Regions from separate parts of the Homo sapiens genome. Here region 2 is linked to region 1. Evidence: read pairs that join two places in POLR2A ChIA-PET (ENCODE). Cell type or tissue: Caco-2. All regions are shown on one strand.

Region 1 (2,500 bases):
TCAGTGGTTCTTAATCTTAACTGCACATTCAAATTTACTGGGGAGCTTTAAAAATACTGGAATGGGCTGGGTATGGTGGCTCATGCCTGTAATTCCAGCACTTTGGGAGGCTGAGGCAGGCAGATTGCAAGATCAAGAGATCGAGACCATCCTGGCCAACATGGTGAAACCCCATCTCTACTAAAAATACAAAAAAAATTAACTGGGTGTGGTGGCACGCACCTGTAGTCCCAGCCACCCGGGAGGCTGAGACAGGAGAATCGCTTGAACCTGGGAGGTAGAGGATGCAGTGAGCCGAGATCGTGCCACTGCCCTCCAGCCTGCCAACAGAGCAAGACTCCCTCTCAAAAAAAAAAAAAAAAAAAATCTTAAAAAATACTGGAGTGGGCCGGGCGCAGTGGCTCACACTTGTAATCCCAGCACTTTGGGAAGCCGAGGTGGGCGGATCACAAGGTCAGGAGATTGAGACCACCCTGGCTAACATGGTGAAACCCCATCTCTACTAAAAATACAAAAAATTAGCTAGACGTGGTGGCGGGCGCCTGTAGTCCCAGCTACTTGGGAGGCTGAGGCGGGAGAATGGCGTGAACCCAGGAGGCGGAGCTTGCATTGAGCCGAGATCACACCACTGCACTCCAGCCTGGGGGACAGAGCGAGACTCCGTCTCAAAAAAAAAAAAAAAAAAAAAAAGTAAAGAACTTCCCCACATTCCTCAAAAGGTAATATTCCAAACATCCATAAGGTTATAGAAAGCATTCTTAGCAAATGCTTCCAGAGAAACTGATTTTATCCTCATTAAGTAAGTTTAATCAGTACCTCTTTAAATACCTTAGTTTTTGTTCTTTTCCCTTTAGGAGGCTTGGGAACAGAAAGAAGATGATGACCTCAAAAGAGCTACCGAGTTAAGTCTTCAAGGTGTGGAGATCTTTTTAATTACATTTTTTTAATGGTAAAATTACCATTCACACATAGAAGAACATATAAAGAAAGTGTGTGTGTGTGTGTGTGTGTGTGTGTGTGTGTGTGTGTGTGTGTGTGTGTGTGTTTATTGTGGGGGAGAGCCTCTCACTCTGTCACCCAGGCTGGAGTGCAGTGGTGCAATCTTGGCTCACTGCAACCTCCACGTCCTGGGTACAAGCAATTCTCATGCCTCAGCCTCCCGAGTAGCTGGAATTAGCGGTTGTGCCACCACACCCAGCTAATTTTTGTATTTTCAGTAGAGACGGGGTTTCACCATGTTGGCCAAGGCTGGTCTTGAACTCCTGGCTTCAAGTGATCCACCCTCCTCAGCCTCCCAAAGTGCCGAGATTACAAGCTAAAATGTGTTTTTTGATAACAAATTTGAATACCTCCCAGGTAAAGAAATAGAACCTTAGAAGTAACCTTTATATCTCTCCTTTTTGTCTTCCTCCCAGAGGAAACCACTATTCTAACATTTGTATTCATCTTCAGCTTGCTTTTTTCAAAATAATTTTTGTCATCTATACCCATATCTCTAACAATATGTTTTTTAATATTGAAAAATTAGCAAGAACAATCTATCATCTGTTTAATGAAAGAATTATAATTTTGCCACTGTTACGACTCCTAGAAGAACATAATGTGGCTTCAGTTTCCCCGTGAATTTTCAAGAGCTTATTCTGGGGCAGTCAGTGGGCAGTCATGAGTGAGTGTATTCAGTAGCATAAGGTTCACATGTCGTAGCATTTGGCAGAACTAATATGTGGACCAGGTTTTAGAAGTCCATGAGTTAGGAAGCTGGAAGAAGTAGATGTAGGAATCTGTTTCTCAAACAGCTTTTACCTAATCTTTATTTTATCCCCTCCTTATCCCCCAGTTTCAGAGGTACCTGGTTCCTGGTTCTTCCATGTCTTCATTTTTTTGGAGACAGGGTCATGCTCTGTTGCCCAGGGCCTGGAGTGCAGAGGCGTGATCTCTGCTCACTGCAACCTCTGCCTCCCGGATTCAAGTGATTCTTGTGCCTCAGCCTCCTGAGTAGCTGGGACTATAGGCGTGCACCACCACACCCAGCTAATTTTTTAATTTTTTTTTTTTCTTTTTTTGAGACAGAGTTTCACTCTTGTTGCCGAGGCTGGAGTGCAATGGCACAATCTTGGCTCACTGCAAACTCAGCATCCCAGGTTCAAGCAGTTCTCCTGCCTCAGCTTCCCAAGTAGCTGGGATTACAGGCACCCACCACCACATCCAGCTAAATTTTGTATTTTTAGTAGAGATGAGGTTTCACCATGTTGGCCAGGCAGGTCTCGAACTCTTGACCTTAGGTGATCCACCTGCGTTGGCCTCCCAAAGTGTTGGGATTGCAGGTGTGAGCCACCGTGCCCAGGTTCCAGCTAATTTTTTATATTTCATTTTAGTAGAGATGGAGTTTTGGCATGTTGCCCAGGCTGGTCTCGAACTCCTGATCTCAGGCAGTTCACCCACCCGCCTCGGCCTCCCAAAGTCCTAGGATTAGAGGTGTGAGCCACCATGCCTGGCCTAG
Region 2 (2,500 bases), 160 kb before region 1:
CAAAGTGCTGGGATTAATTACAGGTGTGAGCTACTGCACCTGGCCACACCTGGCTAATTTAATTTTTTAAAGTTTACTTTATGAGCCAGGTGCAGTGGCTCACACCTCTAATCCCAGCACTTTTGGAGGCTGAGGTGGATGGACCACTTGAGCCCAGGAGTTAGAGACTAGCCTGAGCAATGTGGCAAAATCCCATCTCTACAAAACAAAACAAAAAATTAGCCAGGTGCGGTGGCACATGCCTGTAATCCCAGCTGCTCGGGAAGCTGAGGTGGGAGGATTGCTTGAGCCCAGGCTGTCACGGCTGCAGTGAGCCAAGATCGTGCCACTGCACTCCAGCTTGGGTGACAGAGTGAGACCCTGTCTCAAATAAAAAATAAAATGTATTTTATGGTGCTCTACACATTCAGAGAAACTTCTCTAGTAATGAACTATAGAAATTATCCCTGAAAGTGTAGTCTTTCAGTTAACTTCTTAATTTTTTGTAGAGACGCAGTCTTCCCTGTGTTGCCTAGGTTAGGCAACATAGTGATCTGCCTGCCTCAAGTGATCTCCCTGCCTTGGCCTCCCAAAGTGCTGGGATTACAGGCCAAACAAAAAATTATTTACACAGTTCCATCCTCTTCACTAACTGAAGCAATATGTGAGTCTCATTAATCTTTGTACCACTGGCCGGGTGTGGTGGCTCATGCCTGTAATCCCAGCACTTTGGGAGGCTGAGGTGGGTGGATCACGAGGTCCAGAGTTCGAGACCAGCCTGGCCAAGATGGTGAAACCCCGTCTCTTCAAAAAAATACAAAAATTAGCTGGGCGTGGTGGCATGCACCTGTAGTCCCAGCTACTCAGGAGGCTGAGGCAGGAGAATCGCTGGAACCTGGGAGGCAGAGGTTGCAGTGAGCTGAGATTGTGCTACTGCACTCCAGCCTGGGTGACAGAGCAAGACTCCGTATCAAAAACAAAACAAAACAAAACATATATATATATATATATATATATGTACCCCTATAGTCTGGCATAGTGCCTGATACATTCTGCTTAATAGATCATGAATGAATGAATAAATGAATGAAATGGTAAACAATCCAGGAAACTTGGAGTGAGTTTATATCACTGAGCCTTCTAAGAGGTTGCTTCCCACCTACATGCTGGTTAATGCCACTGGGATCTTCTGTGCAGCTCTTAGGAGCAGCATCTTGTTTGCTCCTCTGCCTGTCACTGCCTCTTCCTCCAATCCTGGGGGTCCTGATTCCTGCCTGGCTATGTGATCCTTGGCATCCATTCCTCCCTCAGTATTCTCAGTCTCACATTGGCCTGAGCTGTCCCTGCCCATACCATCTGGACCCTTGGGCCTCCCTAGCCCTGCACCCCTTCTCACCTTTCCTAAACCTGTTGCATCTGGCTCCTTCAGGGATAGCGTGATCCCTCACCCCCACCCTGACTCCATCCTGCCGATACTGGTCCAGGCGCTCCTGATGGTCCATGCTGGTGACAAGATCCACCAACAGCTGGAGCCCTCGCATCCATATCTGGGCCTCCTCAACACTGTTGGCCATCAGGTCCAGGTTGGAGCGGCGGCCATGGAAGACAATGGTGAAGCCCTGCTCCAGGGGGAGCTCCTCTGCCAGGCTACGCAGCAACTCGGAATCATGGCCATTACGTATTGTCTCCACATCAGAGATTGAGACTGCCAGAGAAGAAACAGGTGGAGGCATTAAGGAAGGGATTCCAACAAATAGCAGGGGCTAAGAGTGAAGGACCAGCACCCCCTTCTCCATGACACCATAGAAAAGAACCCCAGCCTCTGCAGGCTGAATCCCAAAAAGCATTAGTACAGAGAGATGCAGACCCCAGGGATTCAGGAGTCCACATGAATCACTGATGTTTTCAAAGGCAGCATGGCAAAGGGCCTGTACTGGAAGTGGCAAGACATGGCTTCCAGCCACAAGCTGGCAGTATGACACAAACCAAAATGACTTAACTCCTCAGTATCCTCATCTGATACAATGGATAGTCCCCTTCCATAGGCAGCCCCAATGGTGATCACAGGAGGACTGATGGGGATGACAAATGGACATACATTTGAAAGGCAGAAGCAGTTATACTAAAGCATTATATGCCCAAGTCCAGTTCTCTCATTCCAGGTTTGTTTGTTTGTTTGTTTGTTTGTTTGTTTTTTGACATGGAGTCTCGCTCTGTTGCCCAGGCTGGAGTGCAGTGGCGCGATCTCGGCTCACTGCAAGCTCCACCTCCCAGGTTCACGCCATTCTCCTGCCTCAGCCTCCTGAGTAGCTGGGACTACAGGTGCCCACCACCATGCCCGGCTAATTTTCTGTATTTTTTTAGTAGGGATGGGGTTTCACTGTGTTAGCCAGATGGTCTCAATCTCCTGACCTCGTGATCCACCCGCCTAGGCCTCCCAAAGTGCTGGGATTACAGGCGTGAGCCACCACGCCTGGCCCCCATTCCAGGTTTGAGGGCTTCCTCTTTCCAGATGTCTACG

What was found. ChIA-PET counts read pairs that join two places held together with the same protein. Peaks named below come from ENCODE experiments on the same cell type or tissue, not always from the same donor. Only the 100,000 strongest peaks of a DNase experiment are listed, where the experiment ranks them.
Region 2: POLR2A ChIA-PET joins it to region 1 with 5 read pairs; 3 of 35 experiments call an interaction of 5 or more read pairs at or near these places.

Annotation. Positions count from the first base shown.
Region 1 is chr2:218,461,721-218,464,220 of GRCh38, reverse strand. It overlaps USP37 (ubiquitin specific peptidase 37), which reads left to right. Exons shown (of 26, transcript NM_020935.3): 22 at 855-915. Among named protein-coding and RNA genes, the nearest start is that of VIL1, 44 kb to the right of the region's middle. In Caco-2, no CTCF peak of the experiment used is centred here; no DNase peak of the experiment used is centred here.
Region 2 is chr2:218,617,763-218,620,262 of GRCh38, reverse strand. PLCD4 (phospholipase C delta 4) reads right to left here. Exons shown (of 16, transcript NM_032726.4): 4 at 1,456-1,684. It also overlaps the pseudogene LOC124906133. Among named protein-coding and RNA genes, the nearest start is that of PLCD4, 11 kb to the right of the region's middle. In Caco-2, no CTCF peak of the experiment used is centred here; a DNase peak (open chromatin) is centred at 1,547.